Regions from separate parts of the Mus musculus genome. Here region 1 is linked to region 2. A link is a loop called in an ENCODE intact Hi-C map of the cell type or tissue named here. Cell type or tissue: gastrocnemius. All regions are shown on one strand. Region 1 overlaps Farp1 (FERM, RhoGEF (Arhgef) and pleckstrin domain protein 1 (chondrocyte-derived)). Region 2 overlaps Farp1 (FERM, RhoGEF (Arhgef) and pleckstrin domain protein 1 (chondrocyte-derived)).

Region 1 (8,000 bases), 48 kb before region 2:
GATGTGTGGAGCAGTCGCCACGGTAGGCAGGTTTCTGGAGGGAGTGATTTTTATAGGGCCACATTCTGCCTCTTAAGGCTCTGGATCATTCTCTTAGACCCCATGCCCTGCACGCTTCCTGGTCGTTGTGATGAATTGCTTGGTAGAATCATCTGAAAGAGTTAGTCTTAGGTTTGTGGGCTTCTGTCCATGGTCACTTGGATCTGTGCTATCATGGGGCATGTGGCATGGGGCACAAGAAGCAAAGAAAGAAAAAGAAAAGAGGACCAGGGTCCTCAGTATGTCCTTCAAGGGTGTTGTCCCTAGTGACCTAACTTCCTTCTCAAAATCTCCGTCATCCCACAGACTGCCAACCAGGCCGTTAGCACATGGGCCTTTGTGGGGACACTTTAGTGGCACCTCCCCCTCACGCTCAAGCTGGCACGGTACCTTCCACACCTCACCATATTTCTCACCCTAGTTACTCAGCCTTTGCGTGTGGTGGCTTTACTGACCTCCAGATTTCTTAAGTCCTTGGAGTGAGTGTCTCTCCCAGTTCCATCTTGGTTACTCAAAGAAGGGTCTGTGTAAACAGCTCCAAGTTGGCACCCTTTGGCCCAGTTTTTCCTCCACATTTTCTTGGAGAGTGTCTTGAAGATGTGGAGACAAAGCTTCACTTGAGCAGAGTCCTCCGGGGGAACAATCCCCTCTGTGTTCCTTACCAGATCCCTTTGGGGCACAAACTAAACTGGGTGGGTGGACCCTGGAAAGGCTTTCCCAAGAGTAGGAAGAAAATGTAATTATCTTCCCCTGCAGGGGTTTTTCTGTTGACATTTCCTGGTCTGCAGAGAGCACTGTGTGTGTGTGCCCTTTGGTGTGGTGTTCTGGAAGCATCCACGGCAGTCACAGCATACCGGGGGAAGCAGCAGATGGTGTGAAAATCACCATTTATGACACAAGTAGGAGGCAGTGAGACTCACCGAATTCAGTGTCTTAACCTGAAGTCTTAATATGCTCTTATTTCTCCCTTAGAATAACCCTATGATTTTAAGTTAGAGAAATGGGGCCCCTGAGTCAGAGCAGACTCTACCAAGTACTTAACAAGAATGAAGGTGGGTAGAGGAAGAAGCCATGGGGAAACTTTTGTTTGTGTGGGTTAAAACATTGTATCCTTGCCAAGCGCATGAAATTCAAGAAGAACGAAGACCAAAGTGTGGACACTTTACCCTTTCTTAGAAATGGGAACAAAACACCCATGGAAGGAGTTACAGAGACAAAATTTGGAGCTGTGGCGAAAGGATGGACCATCTAGTGACTGCCATATGCAGGGATCCATCCCATAATCAGCTTCCAAATGCTGACACCATTGCATACACTAGCAAGATTTTGCTGAAAGGACCCAGATATAGCTCTCTCTTGTGAGACTATGCCAGGGCCTAGCAAACACAGAAGTGGATGATCACAGTCAGCTATTGGATGGGTCACACGGCCCCCAATGGAGGAGCTAGAGAAATTACCCAAGGAGCTAAAGGGAACTGCAACCCTATAGGTGGAACAACAATATGAACTAACCAGTACCCGGGAGCTCTTGATTCTAGCTGCATATGTATCAAAAGATGGCCTAGTCGGCCATCACTGGAAAGAGAGGCCCATTGGACTTGCAAACTTTATATGCCCCAGTACAGGGGAACGCCAGGGCCAAAAAGGGGGAGTGGGTGGGTAGGGGATTAGGGTGGTGGGTATGGGGGACCTTTGGGATAGCATTGAAAATGTAAACGAGGAAAATACCTAATAATAAAAAAAAACAAAAAACAAAACATTGTATCCTGTGGTCTAGAAGGGCATCCTTCCAATGCAGTGCTCACTCTGTGTGACGATTAGGTAAATGAAGTAAAACCTTAAATACTATTGTATTAGCCCTTCTCAAGCTCTCAGGAGCTCCACAGCAGTGTGCAGGAGCCTCGAAACCACCTGTGGCTTGTGGCTACTCAGGTCCTCTTCAGAACCTTCCCCCCCTTCATCCTTGCACACTGTCCTGGCAACTGCTGGTGTAGAAAATACCCCAAGAGTCAGCATCAGGCGCTATCACTCACTGCCATCCCGTCCATCATCTGACCCTGGGGAGGACTGAAAAACATCTTACTGTGATGGCCCAACCATCCCAGGGTAGTGCAGGGGTCCACTGGTTTGTGCACCCCCTTTTTAATAACCATTCGCGCTGATTCTTCTTTTGTGTGCAGTAACCTTGCAGTACAGAATCCCATTTGGGCAACATGATTGCTTCCTTGCAGGACACATAGGACTGATTTTAATAAAAAGTGAGAGAAATGTTTTAAATGCATGGGATGGATAAGAAGTAGGCAGTGAAGGGGGAAGCTGAGGAGAGGTAGCCTCCCGAAGTTCTCCTTGTGTGTTCTGCTCTCAAGCAGTCCTTATAAACCTGGCTGGGTTACCGACTTAGCATTGAGAGTCCGTTGTTTTCTTTGTTGGTGAGGAGCAGGAGAAAGGTGGTTATCGTGTTCTTGCTTAGACTAGGCATGCTGGATAAATATTTACTATCTGACAAGGCCTGTGAGAACAGGACTCCGTTGTGGCTGCCCAGGAGGGGTAGCATTCTCCTCATAACCGAGCAAGGCTTCATGAAGTCATTGCCGGGCCAACATTACATTTCCAGGGAAGGGAAGAGAAGCGTCTAAGGAAACGCAGAACAACCCCTAAGGGCTTGTGAATCCCGCTCTCAGGTTCTAAGAACATTCCGTGGCGACTCTGAATTTCGTGGGAAGACTTGTTGGCCCGATACAGTTCAGAGAAAGGCTTGAGTGTGCCTTCAAGTGGCATGAAGAAACGGGGACATACGTGATTTCCAAGCTCACTGCTTCTGGATATACTGACATGGAGCCAGGGTATTGGAGTGACAAGGTGTGGCAAGAGATGACCTCCTCGGGCTTAAAGAAAGACAGAGCAGGGACTTACCAGGGTAGCTCAGCCAGCCCAGACGGTGCTCTGTCCTGTCCAAGTGCAGAAGGAGTCACGCTGCTGTTTTATGGACATGGCCATTTTAGAGCAGGCAGCCATTTCCTGAATGCAGGTCTTTCTGTTTCTCCTAGAGCTGAGTCCACAACTTTTTGATCAAGGTTCCGTTTCCAGAAGGTTTCTGGACTGTGAAGTCAGTGTGACACTGTCAAACTACGCTGCTCCAGTTATCTTTTATTCTTTGCCAACAAGTACACTTGGGTACACAGAAACCCATCCACCCATTACTATTTCCTTCTCTTCGAGGAAAACCAGGATGGAATGGCCACAGCTCCAGATCATTACATTTGGAGCAGCGATGTCCAGATGTCAGTTCCAAAGGTTTCGTTGCTTGCTTGGTTTGGTTTGTTACAGCAGGAGCAGAAAGCATGTTATTTTAAAAAAACAAAAACAAGACAAAAACTCCTGTCTCTAAAGATTTTTTATTTTTATTTTTTTTCAGATCTGTATCTGCTTACCTGATGGGCTGTTTTTTAAGTGTAATGAATAGAACCAGCATTTGTGCATCTGGCCTGGTATACGTTGGTACTCTTACAAAGCAGTGTTAGTGAGTCTCTCTTTTCTCAACCATGGCGCAAGCACACATACGTACATTGCTCTGCCAGGTCCAGATTGGTGGTGGCTGAGGCAACACTGTTACGGTAGAGAGAAGGCAGCACCATTCAGTATCCTTAGCAGACCCAGAAAGAAGCGGGGAGCAGCTTCACCCATATCCCAGGCTTGCCGTTCTCGCTCTGTGGAGAAGGCCAGGAGTTGATAGATGCTTACTGATTCGCTACCTCCAAGCCAGCTGTAAAACCCTAGTTTGTCAGTGGGGGAGCTTTGGAAACATTGGAAGCCTTCAGCTAAGGCTAACCTGCTGCACATCCATCTCTGCCTCCCTGGTAGGAGTCAATTTGTAATGTGGTGTACATTCACCTGGGGAGCTTTTTAAAAATTGATTAGGGACATCCAGGTGACATGGGACACCTGGGGGCTTAACGGAAATCCTGGCCCAAGAGAATCTGGCAGAGCTGGGTCTTCCGTGTCCTCCTCTCTAACTTCCCATAAAAGCATCCTGGGTGTGGCCCTCTCACTCCTCCCCTTCCCAGGTTCCTGGGAGGCAGGCTCCTCCTCGCACATGCTCACTCTTCTCTCTGGATTGGCTTGCACACAGGATTCTCTGCCATCAGTACCGTCTCTCAAGCCTTTCCATTCTGGTTCCCTGGATAAAATAACATTTCTTCTCTGAGTCAGCAGGAGCACTCCTCCCCAGGCTGGGCAGACATGGGAATTCTTTTAATTCACAAGGGCTGCCGAAGACTAGCACTCTGTTCTCTGCCTGTCTCCGCGAACATAGCGTACACACAGCACTTGCTGCCTTCCCTTCTGAGCTCCTGAGCTCCATTAAAGTGCTTGTAAACTGTAAAGCATTTCCCCACCCCACCCCCAGCAGCAAAGTGATTTAAATGACTTCAAATGATGCTGATTTAAATGATTTTTCAAACGATGGCTTTTAAATGACAGCAGATGAATCTCCATTTGTCACCCTCCTATGAGTCCAAGTCAGAATGAGGACCCTGGTGTGTCATTTATTATTTAGAGAACTGGCCAGTCGCCCTGCGGGTTGTTGCGGGTTCCCTATGAGGAGGGACTGAAATCCAGTCTTCCAGTCTCTCTTGCAGCACAATAAACCCACCGCAGTTAATTAGTGGATATGTTTGCCCGGGGCAGGAGTTCTGCAGGTCCAGAACCTTGTCCAAATAACGCCCTCCGACTTTCATTATGTGGACTTGCCGCTCTCAACAGCCATCTGTGCGTGGTTTTGTGAAGCAATTATGCTGCAGGTGTGTGATGGAGATGAAGTCATGGCTTAATTATTTGGTGAAACAGCAGGCATTTTGGACCGAGTTCTGGATGCATGCTCTTCCCAGGCTTTTGCTCAGACCAGTTAGTCGTTTGGAATTTCGAAACAACCTGGGGTGGAAAGAAAGACACTTACTGCAGCTGCAACCAGCTGTATACAATAATTTTAGCATGTCAGGCTGTTCTAATTTTAAATGGCTTCATAAGAAAAGCTTCCTGGTTCTCTCTCAAGTATTACCGGTACAGTGGGGAGGAAGATGGAGGGTGGTGTTTCTGAACTCTCTGGGATTTTAGCAAAATTGAGGTAATGTGTACAGCTAAAGGGGGCACCTGCCTTTGCCCAAATTCTCAAAGGGCTTCTGTATCCTGTCACCAAGCTCCAAGAAAGAGAATATTAAATGCTATTTTAGGTCCTGCTTGGTGGCACTCACCTGTAAGTTCAGGGTCATCCTTCCTTTCAGAGGGAGCTCACATGACCAGCCTGGGCTTCGTGAGACTCAGTATCCCAAAGAACAAGATAAGCAAGAATATTGTAATTGATGTTTAAATTTGGGTGTACAGTGTGGTGGCAAAGCTGAGACTGAACCCCAAAGCCTCACACATGCTGGGCACACACTGCCACCAAACTCTGCCCCTCCAGGGGGCCCCTGCATGGTCTTCCATCACTCTCTATGTTGTAGTAGGTCTCTACCAGGGTGGGTTTCTAGAGTAACCTGTAACCAGCTGGCCAATAGTTTACATGTAAAATTCTTTGCATTTATTTATTTGGGGTGACAGGTGACATGCCGTGGTGCATATGGAAGGCATAGGACAAGCTTTGTAAGTATGTCCTCTCTTTCCAACATCTGGGTCCTCAGGAATGGAACTCAGCTTGCCGTACTCCATGACAAAGGCCCCTCGCCTCTGCATCACCTGAGACCCAATGTGCATTGCAGCCTTGATGGATGAGCACAGTGGAGTGGCAGCTAATAAATCACAAGGCATATCTTAACCAAGGAAAACCAGCTTAGACTTCCCATGATGGCTGTGCAGGGCCGTGGACGGCTGTGCGAGGCTTGCGAAGGCCCTGAGCCCCACACAGGATAGCAGAGTGGTCCTGGTTGGGTAGGATTCTTGGTTTTGAGCACTATCATGTACACTAGGGATAGGAATTTTGTGAACATTCTCTCTCTAACTAAGCCTCCTACAATATTTTAATTTTTTAATTAAAATATTTTGGGGGTTCTGCATGCATGTATATATCCATGTTCACATATATGTGTGTGTGTGTGAGAGAGAGTATACATGCCCATACACACTTATGGAGGCCCTACCTAGGCTGGTGTCAGTTATCATCCCCTATCACTTTCTGTCTTATTGATTGAGGCAATGTTTCTCACCTGAACCCAGAGCTTGCCAGTACAGCTAGCCAGCTTGCTCTGTGGCCTCCCATCCCAGCCTAGCAAGCACTGGACTTCCACAAGCACACATACACACACACACACACCCTGCATGGGATGGGGATCAGCTTTGGGGATCTGAACTCTGTCTCACACCCACGTGTCAAGCACTTAATCCACTGAAGTAGCACAGTGGGAAGTCTGGTTATCCCTGGTTTACCTGGGAAAAGTGAAGAGGCCATGGCTTTTTCTTTGCCTTGCCTGGGGCCCCATGCCTCCGTGTCACTCTCTGTGTCCTCTACTGTGTGTTCTGATGATGTGGCTCCTTGCTCACACAGAGCCTGGCTCCCCCTGGGTGGTTTCTCTCCAGCACCTGCTTGTATGGTTTGGTGAGGACCAAGCCTTCAGTTGGACCCAGGGTGTCTTTCCTGTGTTCCAGCTGCTCTGTGCCCTGTCTGCCAGCCCTTGCCAGGAACACAGGAAGTCCTTGTTTGTGCTTACACTATGTGTTGACTGTTGTGGATCTTGGTCTAACGCTCGTATTATGTTAATTGTGTTCTCCCAAAATTGCCCAAGAATCTGCAGGTAAGATGCTGAGGGTCCCTGCCCCCAGTTGGTTTTGGTTGGTAGATAGACTTGCCGCTAGCCAATGGTTGGGCAGAGAGACAGACTTTAGGATTCCCAGGCAAAGAATGGAGGAAGAAGAAGAAGGTAGAGCTGCCATGCTGGGAAAGGAGTAAAGACCAGGCCTGAGAGGTGCAGGAGAGAGAGCACTTCAATCAAGCAAAACCCCTATCCCACCCCTTGCTGGGTCTAGGGTAGCAAAGATGGAATACAGATTTTAGTCAGTAATAACTCAGGAATATTGGAGGGCAGGCGTCAGCTATGTGGAGGTTTGGAAGTGGCCGAGCCATTGATCTGTTTAAGGCATATTTCAATATAAGACACTTTCTCTCTCTCTCTCTCTCTCTCTCTCTCTCTCTCTCTCTCTCTCTCCCTCCCTCCCCCCTGTGTGTGTGCGTGTGTGTGTGTGTGTGTGTGTGTGTGTGTGTCTTTCATTTGGGAACCCAGAACATTGGGGTGGCAGCAAGGAACCTGTGCCATTAATTGACAACTACAGCAGTTGACACTGCGCTCCTTCACGCAGACACTCGCTTCCTCCATGTTCTTACAAATCCCTTGGTTATGAAGCCTGTGCACTATACAGGAAGAGTTGAACACAGTACCCAGCATTGAGGGAGCCATGAGCAACAGGAAGGAGCGTTTGTCGTCCTATCAGATGGGCTCGGGTAATGATGTAGATGAGCTTCGGCAAGCTTCCTGACCGAATGTGGAAACAGGAAGTAATCCGTAAGTGAGCTGGGCTCTGCAGGCTCATAGCTGAGCAGAGCTGCAGAGTCTAAGTGGTGTCGCTGCACATGCAGGGGCATGCTGCAGAGAGCCCTCTACCTGGAGGGGCAGAAGGGTGGGAAGGATTTACACTGAGAGAGCCCTGGGCATTGCAGTCCCATGATGAAATAGTGATTATTAAAAAATAAAGCTATTAAATTGGTTTGAGTTCTGGCAAAGAAAGCATTGCATTCCCTGTGAAAGGAAACCTTTTGAGCTCATACAAACTTGAAAGAGGAAAAAAGTTCTGCCATGCAGAGGTAGTCATTGTGATAAGTTTTGGTGTCTATTTTTCTCTGCCTTAGACATCCTATTAATACTGACCTCGGCTGAATGCAGCCCTTCTCAATTCCATGTTTGCACAGCACCTCTGCC
Region 2 (8,000 bases):
GAAGTTTACATGCAAACAAAAAGGATGTAAACATGTCCTAGCAGCATTTCCGGCAGCTACGAACAGACTGAGCATACAAGAGCATTTCTGGGTTGACAGCAGAGCTGAGAAAGCCCGTGGCCCAGACGTCACCATGTAATGGTAGCTGAACCACGTCTATGTTTAAGGAGGTGGTGGTAGACAGAAAAGCCCATACTGGTCCCTGCCTGCCAGGTTAAATGTGGGGCAGCTGTGGGTGCTTTCCTTTTGGATTCCCATATGGCTGGCCTAGCCTCTGTCCATCCACAGTTGTGCTTGTTTGTTTTGTTTGTTTAACCTCACACAATGTGTTTTCCCTCTGAGAGTTTAGCCCATTCTCTCACGTCTCTCCATCTTAGTGTTCTAAGTGGGCACATGTCTAGAAATTATTGTCATTTTTTTCTCTGCTGCCTCTGCCATTTCTGAGTCCTGGCCTAGGTTGGGTTGGGTTTTTATTTTTCCCATGGGCCTCCTTTTTCTGATTCTGTACCTGGTGACTTTGGTTGTCAGTTGCATGCTGGGTAGTGTGAACTTGGTTGGCCCTGTGGGGCGCTCTGCGTTTGTCTTCTTACGTACTTGCTTGTTCCGGATGCAGTTACTGGGAAACCATTTGGACCTTTAGTCTTCAACTCTAAAGCTGGTCAGGTGGAAATGCTTCCAAAGCCTGCCTCCTCACGACTGTCTGGAGGCCCACAGAATTGGGGGCTTTTCTAGCCTGGCTGGGGGGAAGTCTATGCTATTCCTGGCTTCCTGTGAGCCAGATATTGTTACCCTCAATATGTCCTGGAGGCTCTTCTGGATTGCAGATGGCTCAGTCACACTAGCATGAAGACCTAAATCCAGATCCCCAGCACCTACGGGGAATGAGGAACAGCTGAGCACGTCAGTAACTCTGTCACTGACGTGGGGTTGGGGAAGAGGGGACAGGCAGATTCCTGGAACTCACTGAAACAGTCAGCTGGGCAGATTGGTGAGCTCCAGACTCTTGTGAGAGATGCTGTCGTGATAAAGGAAGACAACTGATGTTGGCCTCCGTATGCACAAGTGTGTGTGTGTGTGTGTGTGTGTGTGTGTGTGTGTGTGTGTATGCGTGCATGTGTGTGCCCCTTTAGCACTCGTATCCAGCTTATCAATAAGTCCCACTGGTTTTTAGATAAGGGGGCAGAGAGACTGCCTGCTTGATGCAGTGGGAACCAAACCTCCTCCTTTATAATGACCCTGCTGCTTTGATTACTGAATTGTCCTATTCCTGTGACCAATCGAGGCTCACTAGTGAGGTCCATGCTGGCCAGGTGTACAGAATGAGACTGCCTCAAACACACTCGGTGAAGAACATCATTGCTCATCCTGCCCGGTGATGCGTCACGTAGACATCCATTACTTCATTTACTTGCTTCATGTAGGCTGTTGTAAACATTGTATCACTGTCATAAAAATGTTAAGGTTAGCATTCATTGGATATACATTTTGTATGAACAAATACACGTTTACAGACACAGGTGACCAGATGGAGGAAGATGTGAAGGGACACCTTCAGATACCTGCCGCAGCACCTGTAGCCAGCTGTGCCAACACCTTACCTATAAATAAGAATTGTGCCCTGGCCTTCTTCAGTGACAACACACACATGCACACAAACACACACACACACACAGGCACATACACATGCACACACACACAAACACACATCACATGTATCGTGTTTAATGCCTGAGGTGGTATTTCCTTGTTGTGATTTAGATTTCCAGCACAAATCCTTCCCCGCTGTCGGCATTTTCTTCTTTGCCCTTGAAAGTTTCTCTGTGTAAAGACCTGCCATTCCCAACATCACTTCTACAGGCAGCGTCTGTCTCTTATGTTTCTTTTCACCACGAGGATTTTAACCTTGGTTCTGTCCTAGGTACAAAGAGAGTCCTTTTCAACTGACCAGCAATTCAAGGGCAGTTTTTAAAAAGCTATGCATAGACTGTGTGCTTAGCTTGTGTTTTATTAATAAGGCCAGCTGTTCTTTCTCTGATTTGAATTACATGCAGGGAGCATAGAGGTGAGAGTTAGGACTTAGGGGTGAGTGAACCTAGTTCAGTTCTAGCTGAGCCTCTAGGATGGATCCTGTACCATGCATGACTCAAGTTTCTCTCCTGGACCCCAGGAGTCCCTCTGGCTTTGAGGGGCAGATAACTTTAGGTGGCATGTGATGTATGATAGCATGTATGTATGTAGATAACATGCGTGATAGTAGATAGTCTGTGATGTAGGATAATCTATAAATACTTATCCCTCCTCTCTTGACTCTCAAGGATTTTTCTATTTTGTGTATAGGTGACCATATAGAGAGATATAGGTATATATCATGCATATTTCATTTGGCCACTAATGTGACCATTCATTAGCTGCTCATTCATTAATATCTTCAGAATGGGTAAATATCTACACGTTTAAAAAGCACAAATAAGATTTAAAAATTTGGGCTTTTAAACATGTTTGTTTTTATTGCTTTTAAACGTGTAGGTGTGTCTGGGCACCTGAGTGCAGGTGTCCATAGAGCCAGGCTCATCAGAGTCCCTGGAGCTGGAGTTACAGATGGTTGTTAGCTGCCTAGCACTGGGAACACGGCACTGGGAACCGAACCTTGCTCTGCTGCAGCTCTTAGTTCCTAGCACAGCTCAGCATTCTACTGCTGAGGGCTCCATCCACCCCTGTTCACCATCCACCTGTACTTAAGAAAGGGTGTTTTTACATATATGTTAATATGTACATAAGTGTTTTGCCTACATGTATGTAAGAGTACCACGTCCGTGTAATGCACACAGAGGCCAGAAGAGGGCGTCAGATGCCCTGGAACCGGAGTTACTCGCAGTTGTGAGTAGCCTTGTAGATGCTGAGGATTGAACCCAGGTTCTCCAACAGAGCAGACAGTATTCTTATCCGCTGAGCCATCTCCAGCCCCTTAAAGAGGTTTTAATGGCCAGGTTCAGGCATAGTATCTGCAGAATGTGCACTAGAACAATCTATAAAAGGAGTTAGCAGAGCTTGGAGCTGTGGTCTTCTTCCAGAGGACCTGGGCTCAGTACCCAGTATGCACATGATGGCTCACAACCATCTACAACTTAGTCCTAGGGGATCCATCACCCTCTTATGGCTCCTAGGAGCACTGCACAATGTGGTACCCAGACATACATGCAGGTAAAATACCTGTACACAGAAAATAATAAAACAAAAGATTTATAGGATGTGGCACTGTGAAATGTGGCATTCTAGAAGAAAAAATGCTCACGACCTCACATTCTCAAAAGTACTTCCCTTTCAGTAGCTTGAAATGGTCTCCAGACCCTTGCCCGTTCTTGCTGACATTCTGTCTCCGTTTGCTCTAGGTGTGGCTGGATCTCCTGAAGCCCATTGTGAAGCAGATTCGAAGTAAGTGTATCCTTTGAGCTTCCTGGTGACAGCAATTGTTAGGCCAGGTGATTCCCAAGTGGAGGTGTCTTTTTGTCTGTGACATGAATCCCTAGAGATACAAATTCCTTGTTCCCTCATGACAGCTTGTCAGCACCCACTAATCCACAGACTGTTAAAATAGGCAACTTCCGCCATTTTCATGCATAATCCTTTGGTAATCAAAACCTCGCTTAGAAATCAAACATCATCTTGATTAATGACTAATGCCTGCTATTAAGCCCCCAGAATAATTGCGCTTGTCTCTTCTGTGCTGTTTGCTGTTTTAACTGTTCTGTGCTCAGGGGAAGGGTGGAGCCTTCTGTTCTTGAAATAGACTTGAGGTTTTCTAATCTTCTTTTCAGAGCCTATGAAATCAGAATGCTAGCATTGTCTGGGGAGAAAGTGCTTAATTGTGAGCGTGAGATTGTGTGTGCTTAATGTGTGTCTGTGTGAGCGTGTGTATGTGACCGTGTGTGTGCCTGTATGACTGTGGTTGTATGGGTCTCTGTAAGTGTGTGTGTGGTATGTATATATGGTATGTATGTGTCTGTCTCTGTGTGTGTGGGGGGGTGGGTGGGGTGGGGGTGGGTGTGTATGAGATGCATGTATGGGATGTATGTTTCTATGTGAGTGTGTGTGTGTATGGTGGGGGGTGTAGTGTGTGTTATGGTATGGTATGTGTCTGTGTGGTGGGGGTGTGGTGTGTGTGTGTTATGTAGGTACGGTATGTGTCTGTGAGTTTGTGTGTATGGCATGTGTGTATGTGTGTGTGTGTGTGTGTGTGTGTGTATGGTGGGTTATGTGTGTTATGTAGGTATGGTATGTGTCTGTGAATGTGTGTGTATGGTATGTGTGTGTGTGTGTGTGTGTGTGTGTGTGTGTGTGTGTGGTGGGTTATGTGTGTTATGTAGGTATGGTATGTGTCTGTGAGTGTGTGTGTATGGTATGTGTGTATGTGTGTGTGTGTGTGTGTGTTGTATGTATCTGATGAGCAAGTAGAACTCTAATATGAATCCAGCCTGTATATTAGAAGAGCTTAAGGGGCCCATGAGAACAATAGGAAAGAGGAAGCATGGTTTTTTGTTCTCAGTCTCCTGGCCCCTGAGCACCAGCTTATCATTTTCTCTGCTTTGAGATAAGCTGTGTTCTTAAATGTTGTCCCAAACGGCCCAGATTCGAGTGGACAAGACCAGAACTGCAGGCTGTAGTTGCACCTGAAGCTCACCACATGTCCTAGCTCACTTTTCTCTGATCAAGAAACACCCCTAGGCCACTCCTATTGATTGCTGTGGATGTAAAGGCATGCAACGAAGTGTCTGTGAGGCCCTCCTACAATTACATTTGATGCTGGCCTCCAGTCATTTAAACTAAGCAGTTCCTGCATCTCTCTGTGGATCCAGATGATTGTCACTTATTCTTGTAGCGATGCATGAGGGGCCCCCTTGTGGTGGGACAGCAGCCATGGTTGCAAAGTCATAACTGGACAGGCCTGCTACAACCTCAGCGTCTCCTCTGTGTGCTGTGACTGGCCCCGTGTGATGAAGATGTCACTTGGCATTGACAACAGCATTGTCCTAGCTTCCGGTCCCTCTAGACCCTCCTGAATATGGAGAAAGCAATGGCCTCTGTCTCCTCAGGCCACCATGGCTGTTTGGAATCAGCCAGTGTCTGACTGACATTAAAGGGTCGGCTTTCCCTCTTACCTGTGCTATACACTCCGCCTTTCCCTAAACTCCAGGTGGCCTTGGAGCTGGTGCCACCATGTCCCCTCATGTTTAGGCTTAAATTGGGAATATCACAGGCTCCTTAGCCTCAGCATGCCTATGTTTTGGCTTAAGAGAGGAAAAAAAAAAAGAAAAAGAATAAAAAAAGATTGTATGCACCATGTGCATGCAGTGCCCAAGTAGGCCAGAAGAGGGTGTCATATCACCTGGGAGTAAAGTTCTGAGTCATTGTGTAGGTGCTGGGAATCAAACCCAGGGCCTCTGTTAGAGCAGCCAGTTCTCCTACCCAGTGAGCCATCTGTCCAGCCTCCACGGCTTGCCTTCTCTCATAATTTGTACACAGCCAACATCTTCACTTTAGAGTACATTGCTTGACCTGTTGCTCTCCTTCCAGATGGCAGCCCCTCGGAGGCTGTTACAACCACCAACAGTCTGAAGTCTCACACTGCAAATCAGTACATTGTACTCAGTTTGGCTTTCTGCTGAATTGAAAAGTTCTCCATCACGTTCTTCTCCAGCCACTTCCTGATTTTGTTGTAGATCCTTGGATATGTGCATGAGACTGTAAAGGCTGCGGTGGACAATGACATAAACAGGGCCCCAGTTCATCTGTATTTTCTCTGCATGTCTTGGAGCTAAGATGTGTTTGATGACGTGGTAGCAGCCATGCTTGCTTTGTAGACAGCTATACACCCTAAACTGTATGAAGGCTTCACATCTCATTATCTCCCTTTCCGATGACTTGAGTCTACCTGTGGATAAAGACGGGTGGTCTGCAAATAGTGTTATCTGCCTTTAATCCCAGCCTCAGACAGAGGCAGGCAGATCTCCATGAAGTTGAAGCCAGCTGGAGCTACATAGTGAGATCCTGTTTAAAACAACAACCAATAAACCAAAAACATTTGATTGATTTAAATACACTGGTTAAGAGCCTTAGCTACTCTTCCAAGAACCTGACTTCAATTCCCAGGACCCACATAGCAACTCACAACTCTCTGCAATCCCAGTTCCAGGAGGTCTGGTACCCTCACACAGGCACACGTGCAGGCAAAACACCAGTGCACTAAATGAACACACAAACACATAAATCAGGACGCTGGAGTCAGAGGCAGGTGGATCTCTATGAGTTCCAGACCAGCCTGGTCTACAGAGGGGTTCCATGATAGCCAGAGCTACAAGGAGAAGCCTTGTCTGGACAAACAAAAACAAACAACAGACCAGAAGCACTTGGTGACATACAGCTAAGTGATTAAAAACCCAGAGGATACTGAGCAGTTGAGTGTAGTACTGTGGACGGTTCTTAGATGATTGCCTGTTACTGACCTAGCAGCTGTGGCCATTCTGGGTGGCTCCGTGGTGGTGGTGTCTGGACTCTGGAAACCTTGGGGTGACAGAGATGAGTCGCTGAAACTCTTTCTTGGGGACCTGGAAGGCTTGGATCGCCACACAATTACTGATGTTGTTGTTCTTTTCAGGACCGAAGCACGTCGTTGTTAAATTTGTTGTGAAATTCTTCCCTCCCGACCACACACAGCTCCAGGAAGAACTTACCAGGTTAGTGGTTGTCAGCGGGCTGTTTTCACTGGAGTGGACAGAGGGAAATCGGACACTAGTCTCTAATCGACTAAACATGTCCGTAGGGTTTATGTGACCGTTAGCTCTGAAGTGCTTACAGGCTCCGCCCTCCTCTCTTCCATCTGTGCCTACAAGACCAAGGGGAGGAGACCATGTTTTGCTGCAGCCTGGGTTCTCTGCAGCCTTGATTGATAATGAAGTGAGACGGCCTTAAAGCCTGTCAAGTCATCTTCCAACCTGTAGTGGCTATTCCTGGTTGTCAACTTGACAATATTTGGAATGAACTACAATCCGGAATTGGAAGGCTCACCAGTGACCCTTATCTGGAGGCTTGGAGATCCTTATCTGGATCTTGGTTTGAAGATCTTGAGCCATAGTGGCTATGGATTCCAGAAGATTGAATCTCCGAGTTAAGGAACACACCTTTAATCTGGGCTATGCCTTTCATCTGGGATTAAAGGTGTGGTGGAACACACCTTTAATCTGGGCTACACCTTTTGCTGGAGACAATATAAGGACATTGGAAGAAGGGAGTCTAGCTCTTGCTCTTGCTCCTTCGCCTGCTTGCTGCGTGAGACTGAGTAACTGCTAGATCCTTGGACTTCCATTCACAGCTGCGACTGAACCATTGTTGGGAATTGGGCTGCCGACTGTAAGTCATCAATAAATTCCTTTACTATTTAGAAATTATCCATAAGTTCTGTGACTCTAGAGAACCCTGACTAATACACAACCGTTACAGTCCAAGATACTTTTAGGGTCTCTTTTGTGAAACGGATTCTGAATTCTGTTAAGAGTGCTTCAGAGGATGTGAATTCAGTTCCCAGCACACACACACACACACACACACACATACAGGGCAGCTCACAACCACCTGTAACTCTAGCTCCAGGAGATCTGATGCCCTCTTCTGGCTTAGATGGGGAGCTTCACACATGTGGTGTACACACACACACTCACACACTCACACACAAACACACACATATGGGGGGGGGTTGATTTTATTTTAAAAGAATGCATCTTTTTTGCTGCTGTGGGAGGTGACATGGCCATTTCAAGAAGGATACCACGTGTGTGTCTCTGATCTCCACAGAGCAGTATTAACCAAGGGCCTTCACACTAGTTCAGGTCTTATGAATGAGTCACCCTCACCCACCCCCACTCGCCACAAACAAGTGACTGAGTTGAAAGTCTCCCTAGTGGGCTGAAGTCACCAGCCATCTGGGAACCGTGGTTGATAGACTTCAA

What was found. Peaks named below come from ENCODE experiments on the same cell type or tissue, not always from the same donor. Only the 100,000 strongest peaks of a DNase experiment are listed, where the experiment ranks them.
Region 1: a loop joins it to region 2, with 2.8 times the contacts of the local background. A loop is called at or near these places in 2 of 42 quality-filtered maps.

Annotation. Positions count from the first base shown.
Region 1 is chr14:121,168,015-121,176,014 of GRCm38, forward strand. All of the region lies in intron 2 of Farp1 (FERM, RhoGEF (Arhgef) and pleckstrin domain protein 1 (chondrocyte-derived)), which reads left to right. Among named protein-coding and RNA genes, the nearest start is that of B930095G15Rik, 77 kb to the right of the region's middle. In gastrocnemius, no CTCF peak of the experiment used is centred here; DNase peaks (open chromatin) are centred at 863, 4,194 and 4,708; H3K4me3 peaks cover 924 bases; H3K27ac peaks cover 1,598 bases.
Region 2 is chr14:121,215,988-121,223,987 of GRCm38, forward strand. It overlaps Farp1 (FERM, RhoGEF (Arhgef) and pleckstrin domain protein 1 (chondrocyte-derived)), which reads left to right. Exons shown (of 27, transcript NM_134082.3): 4 at 3,390-3,432; 5 at 6,653-6,731. Among named protein-coding and RNA genes, the nearest start is that of B930095G15Rik, 29 kb to the right of the region's middle. In gastrocnemius, CTCF peaks have their summits at 2,842 (motif pointing right) and 4,900 (motif pointing left); DNase peaks (open chromatin) are centred at 2,814 and 4,901.